Linked DNA regions of Homo sapiens: region 2 is linked to region 1. A link is an interaction called in ENCODE POLR2A ChIA-PET data of the cell type or tissue named here. Cell type or tissue: PC-3. All regions are shown on one strand.

What was found. ChIA-PET counts read pairs that join two places held together with the same protein. Peaks named below come from ENCODE experiments on the same cell type or tissue, not always from the same donor. Only the 100,000 strongest peaks of a DNase experiment are listed, where the experiment ranks them.
Region 2: POLR2A ChIA-PET joins it to region 1 with 10 read pairs; 3 of 35 experiments call an interaction of 5 or more read pairs at or near these places.

What each region holds. Positions count from the first base shown.
Region 1 is chr6:33,552,163-33,560,162 of GRCh38, reverse strand. No RefSeq gene overlaps it. Among named protein-coding and RNA genes, the nearest start is that of BAK1, 24 kb to the left of the region's middle. In PC-3, no CTCF peak of the experiment used is centred here; a DNase peak (open chromatin) is centred at 3,132; H3K27ac peaks cover 2,763 bases.
Region 2 is chr6:33,877,907-33,885,906 of GRCh38, reverse strand. It overlaps a transcript of LOC105375027 not described here. Among named protein-coding and RNA genes, the nearest start is that of LINC01016, 15 kb to the left of the region's middle. RefSeq lists an enhancer at 6,804-7,304. In PC-3, no CTCF peak of the experiment used is centred here; a DNase peak (open chromatin) is centred at 596; H3K27ac peaks cover 716 bases.

The DNA.
Region 1 (8,000 bases):
TAGGTATCAACTAACTGTGTGAGGGTGCTGTGGGAGTCATGCTTTTAAAATTCACAGATGTCCTTTTGTCAGAGGGTCTACTAGGCACTGTCTTGATATTCCCAGAGAATTTAACAGTCTTCAGCCATGCCCTAGAGTGCATTTCTTTACTGGGCTAAGAGGCTAGAAATGAGAAATAAATTTTCTCTTGAGACAGTCTTGCTCTGTCACCCAGGCTGGAGTACGGTGGTGAGATCTCAGCTCACCGTAACCTCTACTTCCCAGGTTCAAGTGATTCTCCTGCCTCAGCCTTCTGAGTAGCTGGGACTACAGGGGCATGCTACCACACCCAGCTAATTTTTGTATTTTTAGTAGAGACGGGGTTTCATCATGTTGACCAGGCTGGTCTGGAACTCCGGACCTCAAGTGATCTGCCTGTCTCAGCCTCCCAAAGTGCTGGGATTACAGGTGTGAATGACCAGGCCCAGCAGGGAAGTAATTTTGTTTTTCCAACCCAGAAAATGCTGCACCCTCCACATTTCCTCTGAATTCAGCTTGCAAATTGACTAGTTCATCTCTTTAGCTCACCTCTTGTAAAAAAATTTTTTGAGATGGGGTCACCCAGGCTGGAGTACAGAGGCACGATCATGGTTCACTGCAGCCTTGACCTCCTAGGCTCAAGTAATCCTCCCACCTCAGCCTCCGGAGTACCTGTAACCACAGGAACCTGCCAGCATGCCTGGCTAATTTTAAAATTTTTTTTGTACAGATGAGATCTGTCTACATGGGCCAGACTAGTTTCGAACTCCTAGCCTCAAAGGATCCTCCTGCCTTGGCCTCCACAAGTGTTGGGATTACAGACATGAGCCATGGATCCAGCTTAGAAAACGTTATCAAGGGCTGGGCATGGTGGCTCACGCCTGTAATCCCAACACTTTGGGAGGCCCAGGCAGGTGGATCACCTGAGGTCAGGAGTTCAAGACCAGCCTGGCCAACATGGGGAAACCCCATCTTTACTAAAAAAAATACAAAAATTAGCTGGGCGTTGTGACATGCACCTGTAATCCCAGATACTCAGGAGGCTGAGGCAGGAGAATCACTTGAACCCGGGAGGCGGAGGTTGAGCCTAGATCGTGCCATTGCACTCCAGCCCTGGCAAGAGAGCAAGACTCTGTGTCAAAAAAAAAAAAAGAAAGAAAACTTTATCAAACACAGATGGTAAAAGCCAATGGACACTTTCAACATTCTGACTGGAGATTTCTTTGCTCAAATCTACAAGTTCGTTTGGTATATTTTCTTTCTTTCTTTCTTTCTTTTTTTGAGACGGACTCTCGCTCTGTCACCCAGGCTGGAGTGCAGTGGCATGGTCTCGGATCACTGCACTCCGCCTCCCGGCTTCACGCCATTCTCTTGCCTCAGTCTCTCCAAGTAACTGGGACTACAGGCGGCCACCACCATGCCCGGCTAATTTTTGTATTTTTAGTAGAGACAGGGTTTCACCGTGTTAGCCAGGATGGTCTTGATCTCCTGACCTTGTGATCTGCCCACCTCGGCCTCCCAAAGTGCTGGGATTACAGGCATAAGCCACCATGCCTGGCGGGAGTTTTGCTCTTGTTGACCAGGCTGGAGTGTGCAATGGTGCGATCTCGGCTCACCGCAACCTGGGTTCAAATGATTCTCCTACCTCAGCCTCCCGAGTAGCTGGGATTACAGGCATGTGCCTCCACCATGCCTGACTAATATTTTGTGTTTTAGTAGAGACAGGGTTTCCCCATGTTGCTCAGGGTGGTCTTAAACTCTTGAGCACAGGCGATTTGCCCACCTCGGCCTCCCGAAGTGCTGGGATTACAGGTGTAAGCCACCACGCCCAGCCACTGATGTTGTTTTTGAGACAGGGTCTTGTTCTGTCACCCAGGCTGGAGTTTCAGTGGCATTATCTCAGCTCACTGCAACCTCCACCTCTGAGGCTCAAGCGGTCCTCCTGTCTCAGCCTCCCCAGTAGCTGGGACCACAGGTCCCAGGTGCCATGATGCCTGGCTAATTTTTGTATATTTTGTAGAGACAGGTTTCATCATGTTGCCCAGGCTTGAAACTGCCTTTGTAAAAAAAAAAATGGGCACAAGGTTAGAATTATGGTTTGGGAGTCATGCAGCTAGAGGTTACAAGGTTTGTAACTTTCTCAATTGCTCCTATGGATAACATTACTATTGTAAATCCTAGGACTAGTGCTTGAGGTATTTTTCAGACCCTGCATTCTGATGGACCAGCTGACACTGCCCAAACCAGTAACCTTTACCAATAAACTGACACAGTAGGTTTCTGACCCCTATAGGAATTGATTCAGCATAAGAAGACAGCTTCATCCCCCTACGATTTCATTCCCAACCCAACCAATCAGCATTTCCCATTCCCTAGCCCCCTGCCCACCAAACTATCCTTAAAAATCCCTGGATTCCAAATTCTCAGGGAAGCAGATTTGATAAACATCTTCCATCCTTCAGCCTGGTTGGCCCTGTGATTAAACTTTCTCTACTGCAATTCCTGGTGTTCTCCGTGTTTGGCTTTTCTGGGCAGCAGGCAGGAAGAACCCAGGTGGGCAATTACAGTGGTCATAAAACCATTTATGATTTCTTCCAGCCAATGTCAACTGAGCAGTTCCGCTGACTGGGCTTGTTCATGCATCTTTTTTCTTTCTTTCTTTCTTTTTTTTTGAGACAGAGTTTTGCTCTTGTTGCCCAGGCTGCAGTGCAATGGTGCGATCTCGGCTCACTGCAAACTCCATCTCCTGGGTTTAAGGGATTCTCCTGCCTCAGCCTCCCGAGTAGCTGGGATTACAGGCATGCGCCACCACACCTGGCTAATTTTGTATTTTTAGTAGAGACAGGGTTTCCCCATGTTGGTCGGCTGGTCTTGAACTCCCGACCTCGGGTGATCCGCCCTCCTTGGCCTCCCAAAGTGCTGGGATTACAGGCGTGAGCCACCATGCCTGGCTGCACTCATGCATCTTTAATCAGGTGATTGAGGACTCCCTGGGACCTGGCTGGTATAGGATGGCCTCCCCTGCACAGCTGGGGTTCCCTCCATGTGTCTCTCTCACATCCCTCCAGCTAGCTGGCCCAGATATGACTCAGGTTAGACTGAGCATGTTTTCATGACAATTGCACGCAAGCAGGAGAGGAAGTGCAAACAAGTGCAAACACGAAAGCACTTGTTTAATCATCTGCTGGCATCAAACCTGCTAGCATTCTTTCTGAGCAGAGTCAGAAAAAAAAATTAATAAAAATAAAAAATAAATAAAAATAATGGGCCGGGCATGGTGGCTCACGCCTATAAGCCCAGCACTTTGGGAAGCTGAGGTGGGCAGGTCACTTGAGGTCAGGAGTTCCAGACCAGCCTGGCCAACATGGTGAAACCCATGTCTCTACCAAATATATATGTATGACAAATATATACATATATATATATATATATATATATATATATATATATACACATACACACACACACACACACACACACACACACACAAATTAGCCAGGCATGGTGGCACATACCTGTATTCCTAGCTACTCAGGAGGCTGAGGTAGGAGGATTGCTTGAGTCCAGGAGGCGGAGGTTGCACCACTGCAGTACCACTGCACTCTAGCCTGGATGACAAAGTGAGACTTTCTTTCTTTCTTTTTTTTTTTTTGAGGCAGAGTTTCTCTTGTGTTGCCCAGGCTGGAGTGCAGTGGCAGCAATCTGAGCTCACTGCAACCTCCACTTTCTGGTTTCAAGCAATTCTCCTGCCTCAGCCTCCCAAGTAGCTGGGATTACAGAAGCCCCCCAACATGCCCAGCTAATTTTTGTATTTTTAGTAGAGACAGGGTTTCACCATGTTGGCCGGGCTGGTCTCAAACTCCTGACCTCGTGATCCGCCCGCCTCGGCCTCCCAAAGTGCTGGGATTACAGGTGTAAGCCACCGCACCTGGCTGAGGCTATATTTCAAAAACATAAATAAATAAATAAAATCTGCGTAAATAAATGATTATTTAAGTTTTTCTTATACTCCTTAACATATCCTTTAAACAAAAGAGACAGTTGTACATACTATTTCTATTTTTGAAAACAGGAAACAGGACTGGCATGGTGGCCTGTAATCCCAGCACTTTAAGAGGTCAAGGCAGGCAAATCACCTGAGGTCGGGAGTTCAAGACCAGCATGACCAACGTGGAGAAACCCCATCTCTACTAAAAATACAAAATTAGCAGGGCGTGGTGGCACATGCCTGTAATCCCAGCTATTTGGGAGGCTGAGGCAGGAGAATTGCTTGAACCCGGGAGGCGGAGGTTGCGCTGAGCCGAGATCGCACCATTGCACTCCAGCCTGGGCAACAAGAGCAAAACAAGAGCAAGGAGAGGGTGTCTTTTTGAAGACATTTTTCTTCCTTTTCACGATACTCCCTCTCAGATATGCCTCCCTTCCCAGCTGGGCGCAGCGGCTCACGCCTGTAATCCCAGCACTTTGGGAGGTCAAGATGGGTGGATCACTTGAGGTCAGGAATTTGAGACCAGCCTGGTCAACATGGAGAAACCCCATCTCTACTAAATACACAAAAATTAGCTGGGTGTGGTGGCAGACGCCTGTAATCCCAGCTACTCTGGAGGCTGAGGCAGGAGAAAGAATCGCTTGAACCCAGGAGGCAGAGGTTGCAGTGAGCTGAGACTGTGACACTGCACTACTTAAAAACAAAAACAAAAACAAAAAACGCCTCCCTTCTCCCACTTTCTTTTTTTTTTTTTTGAGATGGAGTCTTGCTCTGTTGCCCAGGCTGGAGTGCAGTGACACTATCTTGGCTCACTGCAACATCTGCCTCCCAGGTTCAAGCAATTATCTTGCTTCAGCCTCCTGAAGAGCTGGGATTACAGGTGCATGCCACTATGCCCGGCTAATTTTTGTATTTTTAGTAGAGACGGGGTTTCACCATGTTGGACCAAGCTGGTCTCGAACACCTGACCTCAGGTGAATTGCCCGCCTTGACCTCCCAAAGTGCTGGGATTACAGGCATGAGACACCACGCCTGGCCCCTTCTCCCACTTTCTAAGAAGAGACTCTGAGATTTTTTTTTTTTTTTAGAAATGTAAATTTCTAAATGTAAACTAGGCTGAGGTCAGTGGATCACACCTATAATCCCAGCACTTTGGGAGGCCGAGGTAGGAGGATCCCTTTAGGCTGGGAGTTTGAGACCAGCCTTGGCAACACAGTGAGACCCCATCTTTACAAAAAAATTTTTTTTTACTTAGCCGAGCATGATGGTGCACGCCTGTAGTACTAGCTACTTGGGAGGCTGAGGTGGGAGGAACCCCTTCAGCCCAGGAGTTCAAGGTTACAGTGAGCTATGATCCTGTCACAGCGCTCCAGCCTAGGCAGCAAAAGGAGACCCTGTCTCTAAGGAAAGAAAAAAGGTAACTTTAAAATTCATTTAGGTAATTATCAGACTTCTTTTTAGTTGTAGGGGCAAATCAATAAGACCATTGTAGAATTATGGCAAGAAAAATATGAACTAAAAGTACTTTATTACTTTGGGAAGGAAAATAGAAATGATCAAATAAAAAAAAACACAAGATTTTTTTCTTTTTTTTAAGCTGGGACTACAGGCACACAGCCCTGAGCCCAGCATAATGTTACTTTTTTTTTTCTTTTGAGACAGAGTCTCGCTTTGTTGCCCAGGCTCGAGTGCAATGGCGAGGTCTCGGCTCACTGCAACCTCTGCTTACCGGGTTCGAGCGATTCTCCTGCCTCAGCCTCCCGAGTAGCTGGGATTACAGGTGCCTGCCATTGCGCCCAGCTAATTTTTTTATTTTTAGTAGAGATGGGGTTTCACCATCTTGGCCAGGCTGGTCTTAAACTTGTGACCTCGTGATCCACCCGCCTTGGCCTCCCAAAGTGTTGGGATTACAGGCATTAGCCACCGTGCCCGGCCCATAATGTTACTTTTTTAATGTAAAGGTTAGAAAAGAGATTTTGGAAGACTGAGATATTCTGTGTGTGTGTTTGGTTTGTTTTGTTTTTTTGAGACGGAGTCTTGCTCTGTCGCAGGCTGGTGTGCAGTGGCGTGATCTCAGCTCACTGCAATCTCTGCCTCCTGGGTTCAAGTGATTCTCCTGCTTCAGCCTCTCGAGTAGCTGGGACTACAGGTGCGCACCACCACGCCCAGCTAATTTTTGTATTTTTAGTAGAGACAGGGTTTCACCATGTTGGCCAGGATGGTCTCGATTTCTTGACCTCGTCATCTGCCTGCCTGGGCCTCCCAAAGTGCTGGGATTACAAGCATGAGCCACTATCCCCGGGCTGGAATCTTCAAGATAACTTGACTTGCCACATTTAAGAGTCTGAATTATTAGGTTTATGAGAATTATTTACATGCTGAATACTTCCTTCTTGTTTGACTTGTAAATCTACCCTGAGGAATTGGAAGTGGTTGGGAAAAAAATCAAGTATATTAAATTTGTAAATGTAGTTTAAATATTTAAGAGAATTTAATTAACTAAGTTTGTAAATGCTATGAGTAATGTTCAAGCAAATTAAATATGTCAAGCCCATGGGCTAATTGTGTATTAATCAAAGAACAAGTTATTACTCTTACTTTTATCCAAAACCTGCAAGATTTCTAAATAGAATATCAGGATATGGAAGTTAAACTTAAAAACATAAGAAGATCTGTTTTTAAGCTTACAACATTAATTGAAGATTAATTTAGGCTAGGGGCAGTGGTGCAAGCCTGTAATCCCAGCACTTTGGGAGGCTGAGGTGGGAGGATCAGTGGAGCTCAGGAGTTCGAGATCAGCCTAGGTAACATCATGAAACTCTGTCTCTACAGAAAATACAAAAATTAGCCAGGCATGTGTGGTGCGCGACTGCAGTCCCAACTACTCCTCAGGTTGAGGTGGGGGGAAGGCTTGAGCCCAGGAGGTTGAGGCTGCAGTGAGCTGTGATTGTGCCACTGTACTCCAGCCTGGGTGACAGAGTAAGACACTGTCTCTCTTTTTTTTTTTTTTTTTGAGACAGAGTCTGGCTGTGTCACCCAGGCTGGAGTGCAATGCTGCAATTTTGGCTCACTGCCATCTCTGCCTCCCGGATTTAAGCAATTCTCCTGCCTCAGCCTTCCAGGTAGCTGGGATTACAGGCGAGTGCCATCATGCCCAGCTAATTTTTTTCAATTTTTTTGGAGATGAGGTCTCACTCTGTTGCCAGGGCTGATCTTGAACTCCTGGGCTCAAAAGATTCTCCCACCTCCGCCTCCCAAAGTGCTGAGATTATAGGGCTGAGCCACCTTCCAGGCCTTAACTTTTGTAAGAATACACATTTTGGCCGGGCGCAGTGGCTCAGGCCTGTAATCCCAGCACTTTGGGAGCTCAAGGTGGGTGGATCTCTTGAGGTCAGGAGTTCGAGACCAGCCTGGGCAACATGGTGAAACCACATCTCTATTAAAAATACAAAAATTAGCCAGGAATAGTGGCACACGCCTGTAGTCCCAGCTACTCAGGAGGCTGAGGCAGGAGAATCGCTTGAACCCGGGAGGCGGAGGTTGCAGTGAGCTGAGATCGAGCCACTGCACTCCAGCCTGGGCGACAAAGCGAGACTCTGTCTAAAATAAACAAATACATACATACACATTTTGTCAGAGTAGTTTGAGGGTAGGATCCAATGAAGGGCTTAGCAAGTACCTGGCATGAAATAAAGTAAATAAATTTGCTGACTGTGCTTGCTCATGCATCTTTTTTTTTTTTTTTTTTTTTTTTTGAGATGGAGTTTTGGTCTTGCTCTTTTTGGTTATCACCTCTATATTCCACAGCACCCACAAGCTTCAATGCTTACTCTTTCAATGGTCTTTCTCTTGGTCCAGTATTTAGAAATTTGGCTTATATAATAGTAAAATCGAAATAAAAAAAATACTTTAGGCCAGATGCAGTAGCTCACACCTGCAATCCCAGCACTTTTTTTTTTTTTGAGACAGGGTCTCACTCTGTCACCCAGGCTGC
Region 2 (8,000 bases), 330 kb before region 1:
TTGAGAGGGAGGCCAGCAAACCTCTCTGATGTCAGAGCCTTCAGGCAGTGATTAGGGCAGGCTACCTCTCTGCCTCTCCCTGGCCCTATCAGGGTGGTCACCCATGAGTCACTGAAGTTTATGGAGCCCATGGGCTGTCCCTGCTCTGAGGAGCCCAGCTGGGTCTCCACAAGGCCTGGCCAGGTATCCCAAAGGGCTAAGCCAGCCTCTTCCCCACTTACTGGTGGGTGTGAATTGCTCCTAGCTGCCTGTACCTGTCGACCTCTCGTCCTGTGCAGGGGGGGTGGTGTGTGCCCTCAAGCTCCCAATCTACAAAGTTCAAAAGTGAGGGCATGCAGCAACTGGTGAGAGGGCATCCTTCCAAGCTGGGTTTAGAAGGTGTCTGAATGAGGAGGGAGGTGCCTGGAAGCAGAGCGGCTCTGGACACCCTCACATTCGTGTGGCTGTTTCTTGGGTTGACCTGGGGGTCTTCCTATGGGACTGTCCCTCTGTAGTATGGTGGAGTAGGAGGGAAGAGGGCCAGAGCTGAGAGCTCTGGGGTGGAGTCCAGTGCCAGTCCTACCACTGACTCATCATGTGAGTCACCTCTCTTGAGACCCAGTCACCTCTACTTGTCCATTTTATAGTACCCTTGGAAAGTTCCCATGAGTTAATGGGTATGGAAGGACCTGGTAAATAAATCAAGTGCCCCTGAGTTGTAGGGTGCTATAACTATCATTAGCTGAGCAAGGAGGTTACCAACAGCCCCATCCCATTCCTGATGCATCTTGGGGCTATTTATGGCGAGTCCCCAGGCCTGCTACCGCCATCGTGTCCTCAGCACATCAGGGCTTGCTTGTTCACATACCCCTCCCTGTGTACAAGCCTGAAACTCAGGGAAAGCAAATGCAACTCCACATCAGGCCAAGGTAGAGGACCCGAGGGTCACTGATCCCGAATATTCCCAAGCCCACTCCCTACCCCCACAGACATCCTTTCTTTTTAATCATCCTCTCCCCATGATTCCTCAGAGGAAGGAGGAGGCCACCCAGCTCAGAGCCCTGTTCTGCTCTCTGCTCATCTACCTGAAGCTCAAACTGTCCTGATCTCCATGCTTTTCAAGAACAGGTGTCAGCAAAGACCTCAGGCATCCTCAGCAGAAGGCCTGAGAGCTATGGTCTCTAATTGAGGCTGTTCACCGGACGCTGACTTACCGGTCTGAAGACCTCAAGACCCAGAAGACCACTTCTGGTTACTAGGCTGGGCAGCAGCTGCCCTAAGCCTCTCTTTGGTATTAATTTCCTAATCTGCCCCAAGAACCCCAGGTTCTTCTTAGGACAGTTTCTGCTGGCTGTTCCCTTTTATTTAACCCAGAGTACCCCTTGGGTCACTTGATACTTGAGAGGAGAATTCTTTGTTAAGCTAGAGCACAGATTTCAAAAGTGATTTTTCAGGGGCGTGGATGCCACCACCAGGATCTTAGGGGATGGCCTCCCCTTGCTCCCCAAATGCCCAAATTCTGAACTCTTGGGTGTCCAACCCCACCCAGCCAGTCCCCAAAAACTGCTTCTCCTTCCTCTCTCTTGCTCCGCAACACCTCCTGGCCCCAACAACGCCACTATTCCTTGAGTGGTTTGACATAAGTGAAGTAACAGGTATAAAACTGAGTTTTGAAGTAATTGACGCAAGAATTTGGACTCTGGAGAACTTCCCAGAGGAATGAAAATCAGCAACGTGGTGGCCTATTTGGAAAAGACCTGCCATGATGAACAAACCCTAACAATGCTAAGCAGGTCTGTCTGCTCCTTCCAATTCCTTTTTTTTTTTTTACATCTATTGTGCACTTTATTTCTATTATTACTACATTGTAATACATAATGAAATAATTACACAAGTCATCATAATGTAGAATCAATGGGAGTCCTGAGCTTGTTTTTCTGCAACTAGATGGTCCCATCGTGAAGAGATAGGAGACAATGACATATCATCAGGCATTAGAGTCTCATAAGGAGCATGTGACCTAGATCCCTTGAACATGCATTTCACAATAGGATTTTCACTCCTATGAGAATCTAATGCCTTTGCTGATCTGACAGGAGGCAGAGCTCAGGTGATAATGTGAGCAACGGGGAGTGGCTGGAAATACAGACGAAGCTTCACTCGCTTGCCTGCCACTCACCTCTTGCTGTGCAGCCTGGTTCCTAATAGGTCATGGACCTGTCCATGGTTTGCAGGCTGGGGACCCCTGCAAGGATCCAGATTTAAATTCAGAAGAAGCTTCATCTACTTCTGTAGTTCCATTTTCTTGCAATACCTGCTGCAGCAAACTTGAACATTGCAGGATTTTCTCAAGCCGCTCAATTTGGTCATCTTGCTTTTTAATAGTTTTTCTTATCACGGCATTTTCTACTTCAAGCCTTATTTTGTGTGCTGCTTCACATTGTATTTTTGTGCATGGCCTTCCGTCTCCATAGTACATCTTATAGTTGCTGTAAGTTGATCCTGTATTTCTTGAAAATTTTATTCTTAGCCTCAATTGCATAATCTTCTGCAGTCTTTCCATATGCATCTCGAGAAAACACATCAGTATTGTGCTGCAGAAGAAGAACGACTATATCTTTTTCTCCAAGATTAACAGCAAGTATGAGGGCTGATCTGCTAAGATAATCAATTGCATTTACATTTGTGTTTTTCTTTAATAAAACTTCCACCATTTTCAGTTTTCTTTGACTCACAGCAAGTAAAAGTGGTTGATATTCATATGAAGGACATTTTCCGGGGTGTCCATGGCCAGAGGACGCTGGCCGGCAGCGGTCAAACTTGAACCGCAAACTAGAAGCCACCGCCAATTCGAATCCCAATTCCTTTTTAAAAACACTATCAAAGAATGTGTGACAGAGAATCCACCCAGACTTGATGATCTGCACCTCTTCAGGGTAGCTGTGCCATAGAAACTGGCAAACTGCTGGCCAGGCGCGGTGGCTCATGCCTGTAATCCTAACACTTTGGGAGGCCGAGGCGGGCAGATCACCTGAGGTCAGGAGTTACAGACCAGCCTGGCCAACATGGTGAAACCCTGTCTCTACTAAAAATACAAAAATTAGCCGGGCATGGTGGTGCATGCCTATAATCCCAGCTACTCAGGAGGCTGAGGCAGGAGAATCACTTGAACCCAGGTGGCAGAGGTTGCAGTGAGCTGAAATTGAGCCATTGCACTCCAGCCTGGGCTACAGAGCGAGACTCCGTGTCAAACAAAACAAAACAAAACTAAACTAAACTAAACTAAACTAAACCTGCAAACTGCTTCTTGGTCTTGGTCTGGGCGTATTCTCCCAAATTCGCTAAAGGAAAGGATAGAAGTTTCTGTGGCCCAGAGCCCAGAACTGAGCATCCTGGAGCCCCTGCCAGAGGGTGCTGGCATCCTGCTAAGCATTCTTCTCCACCCTCCTCCCCAAAGTTCTGCAAAGGAGACCTCATCCAGGTGCTCCCCATGCTGGCTGTGGGCGCCAGGCTGATGGCCCTCCAGAACGGTGCCTTTGGAGGTTTACTGAGGCTGAGTGAAGCCAGAGTTAGTTCCCATCACTTGTGTCGACATGGATAGTTGGACTGCTGCCCTTGCTTAGGGGCCTTTCATTCTTCACTGGAATCCAAGTTACACTTCCGCTTCTTCGCTAGTTGGCTGCTGCATATCTAAGCTGCTCAGAGTCCGGCCACGGCAGTTCGTCCTGCACTTGCCAGGTGTTTGTAGCTCAAAGGCACCATGCTTGGCTCAGGGGGCTCCCACTCCCAGTACTTATGGAGCCCCAAGAAAGGAATGGCTAGGAATCCCACCCACAATGCTCCTGTAAGGCCAAGATAGAAAAGGCTGCCTTCAGGTGAGCCAGCTCGCCAGTCCTAGAATGAAGGCAGAATTCAGCCTAGGCCAATCTGAAGGCAGTTCTTTTTTTTTCTTTGAGACGGAGTCTCACACTCTGTCACCCTAGCTGGAGTGCAGTGGTGCTATCTCGGCTCACTGCAACCTCTGCCTCCTGGGTTCAAGCAATTCTCCTGCCTCAGCCTCCCATGATGGTGATTCTTAATTAGCAGGGCCTGAAGTAATGAGTCTCTCTCCCTTCTTTAACAATGCAGGTGAGACGCTCCCAGGAGCACAGATCCCGATGGGGCTGTCTGGCTTTTCTCTTTGCAGAATGCATTTATCCCCTGCCCCTGTTCCCCTCAACCTCCCTCTGTTTATGTTCAGGCTGATGTTTCTATTGATGTATTGATCTCTGCTAGCTGAGGAACATTTCTGCTGAACACACTCACTTGCTCAGTGGGGGGGCCAGAGGGGCAGGCTCTGCAGGGGGTGCCAGGGACAGCAGCCTCAAGTCTGGCCTAGGGTGGGGAAGGGTGACATCTCTGCCTGGGACAGAGATGTTGATGGGAAACAGAGAAATGATTACTTGTAAAGACAAAAGTGGGCAAAGGGAAGAACTATGATCAACAGCTGTGGCCTCCCATGGATGCCCTGGGGCACGGGGCCTCGTGTGGCATGGAGACGGACTGGCCTGGAATCGTTTTACTCCACTTCACTTTTGAGTGGATGCAGATCAGTCTTCCCACCTGCATAGGGAAGCTTTTTTCTCCTTACTCTTCGTCCATGGTTAAGAGACTCAAAATAACATGGGAATGTGTATTAAAACCTGTAAACTGCCAAAGGAATCAATGTGAGCTAGGATGCCTTGTTGCCACTACCTGAGGACCTGTGAGGTTTTTAGCTGAGTGTGATCTTGAGAGCATAGTTCTCCCCTTAGCAGCTGAATTGTTTGAAATGCTTGTTTTCCGGTGCCGTAAAGAAATCGTACTTGAACATAAATTTATTTAGCAAGGCCATTTTTACTTCCTGGAGGAAGGGTACACTCGCCAGCAGTTTTGCCACGAGTACACCGAACGAAGGAGACAGGGTCATTCATAACCTGACGCGTCCACCCTACTGCTGTATCCGGTTTCCACTGGCTGGAACGGGACCTCACGTTCTGTATTTGTCCTGATTGGCTAGCAACTGAGAACTTTTTAAAAGAGGCAAAGGTAGAGGAGAATAAAGGAAGGAGGAAGTAACTTGTGTAATGCTGAGAAAGGTAAAAACACCTTCAAATAAGGAAGAGGAACAGGCTATGACCTAATGCTTGCTTGGACCAGTATAAGCAACCCAGGACAAATATTTAGGCTAAATTGTGGGAGCTAAGAACATAAAGTATATTGATTTCTTTATTACGGCTAGCAGATATTTAAGAATGTTAGCACAGGTCTTTGAATAAATTTTGCTTCTAAGAGAAGTTACTATTTATTCCTAATTAGACGGGGAGGAAAGTGTTTGATAGAGGAACCTTTACTTTTTACAGGGACCCAGACGGGTCTGCAGCGACAGGCTCACAAAGAGGGCCCATCTGCTGTCCAGAAGAGACATGCTTGTCTCAGCTCGACAAAGCAGTTCCATTGCCACGCTCTCACTGCTGGAGCTCCCCGCCCATCCTCCACCCAGTGGAATTTGGGGTGATCCGAGCAAATCTCTCATTTTTGCAAAATTCCATCAGGCATTTAACCAAAGGCAGATTCAGGCTGAGGGTAGGGGAGAGTGAGGGTAGGGGAGAGGGTAGGGGAGAGAGGGTAGGGGAGAGGGTAGGAGAGGGTAGGGGCACACAAAAGAGGGCAGCTTCCTTGTCTTTAATGTCATGCGCCTCCCTGTGAAGAGACCACCAAACAGGCTTTGTGTGAGCAATAAAGCTTTTTAATCACCTGGGTGCAGTTGGGCTGAGTCCGAAAAGAGTCAGCAAAGGATGATGGGATTTTCATTAGTTCTTCTAGGTTTGGAATAGGTGGTGGAGTTAGGAGCAATTTTTTGTGGGCAGGGGGTGGATCTTACAAAGTATATTCTCAAGGGTGGGGAGAATATTACCAAGCACCTTCCTAAGGGTCGGGGAGTATATTACAAAGTACCTTCTCAAGGGTGGGGAGGGTGTATTGTCACAAAGTCAATTGATCAGTTAGGGTGGGGCAGGAACAAATCACAGTGGTGGAATGTCATCAGTTAAGGCGGTAACAGGCTATTTTCACTTCTTTTGTGGATCTTCAGTTGCTTCAGGCCATCTGGATGTATACGTGCAAATCACAGGGCATATGATGATGGCTTAACTTGGGCTCAGAGGCCTGACATTTAACTTGCCTTCCTCCCTCGAAACATTTCCTTGTTTTGACTTCTAGCTCTAGGTACCTGCTCACAGAGCCCCTGCCCTCAACACTGTGGTCTTTCCACTCAAGGAAGCCTCAGTTGGCTTTTTGTGGGGTGGTAAGACATTGCTTGGTCATGATGTGAAATGCAATGAGACACCACCTTAATTCGGACTCAACGCCATCTGGTAGCCTGGTACTTTCACACACATAACCTGGGAAGAGGTTAGCAAATTGCATGTCAGGAAATGCATGTTCTTATCTTTGTGGCATGAGAAGAAGAAGGAGGCAAGTCCTGGGTCCTAGTTTCAACTCTGCCGTCACTGAGTGGATAAGCAGTTACTTCATGACTCCAACCTTTGGTTTTCTCCAGGGCTGGACTCAAGGCCACTCCCAGAGTCTTTTCTGTGGCTCTGACTTCGGAGGCTTTAAGAGCACTGGGGACCCATTCATCACATTTCAAGTCAACTCCGTGAAGAATCATTTAGTCAGAATTATCCCAGGAGGCTCAGCTCGCCCCCTGAGCAGGTTTCCCAGCAGCACTCCGGCTGGGCCCATTGCACATGCCAGCCCAGAGGACTCATGGTTAATGTCCGGGCGAGAGAAGCTCGGGACGCTTATGGTTGGCAGATTAGCGTTGGGAGGCATGGCAGTGTTGATCAAAGGACAACCTTGGGCTGGGCTCAAAGTGGGAGCAATTGGGAGAAATAATTAGGCAGAGTCAGAAAGAAATGTAAATACACCTGGACCTGCCTCTCCTGTTCACCAGAGTCCTACAGCTGACGCCTGCACATATCTATGACCAGGAGCTAAGTCCCCCATTCACGCTCCTGACCAACATCTGCCTCCTGGGATGGAGTGGGCCCTCCTCCACACACTGGCATCCATTAGGCACACCTTTACACGCTGTACCCCACCCTCTCAGTGTGAGATGTCCTCAAGGTCACCTGATCCAGCAGCCTTGAAAGGAGGCCTCTTCACATGGCATTGTTCCAAACCCCAGCACCTGCAGGCTCATTTTCTCTCAACACTTAATTCCTGGTGGGTATGGTTTAAAGCTACTCAGAGCTCCAGGACAGTGTGTCTGGCCAGCAAGGGGCCAGGAAGCCAGCCTTCCCCTTCCTTATGCCGTGGCCTGCCCTCATTTCCCATATCCCCACTGCTCCCTAGCCCCTCCTTCCCAGGCCTGGCTTCAGCAGCCCATTTGGGCCCTCTTGCCCTCACCCCACCCCACACCCATCAACTGCAAGAGAAGCTTATTGGACATGAACGGTGTCAACACAGAGATGAACAGGACTAAAATTCTTGGGAGAAGAGCTCACGGGAGCTGATGCTTGATCTGGGTCAAAGGAGTAGATAGGAAGGGGGGGTGGGTTCCACTTATTGGCTCAGCCAAGGTGCAGTCTGCCTAGGAACCCTCCCAGAGAGCTGTGGTGGGGGTGGACTCATTAAAGTAGACCGCAGGGGAGCACCCCACCCTGGCCAGGGAACAGACGCAGCTCAAGTTAGCATAGTGCAGTGGCCAGCCTGCCGTGGACGGGTGTAAGGGCTGATCAGATGAGGGAACAATTGATTGTGCCTGACAAGGCCAGGCAAGGCTTCGTGAAGCTGGGCTCTGGCCCAAGTGAGGCCTGGATAGACAGGTCAGTGCAAAGCTGGAAAGGAGCAGAGCCAGCAACTGTTTTTGATGTACAGATGACTGTGCCACTCCCCAGCAGCCCCTTCTTTATTCTGGGTACCTGGACGTCACCATGACAACCAAGCCTCCCTCAGCCTGTGGTGTGGGCTGGGGGCCCACTGAGCTCAGGGTGGGG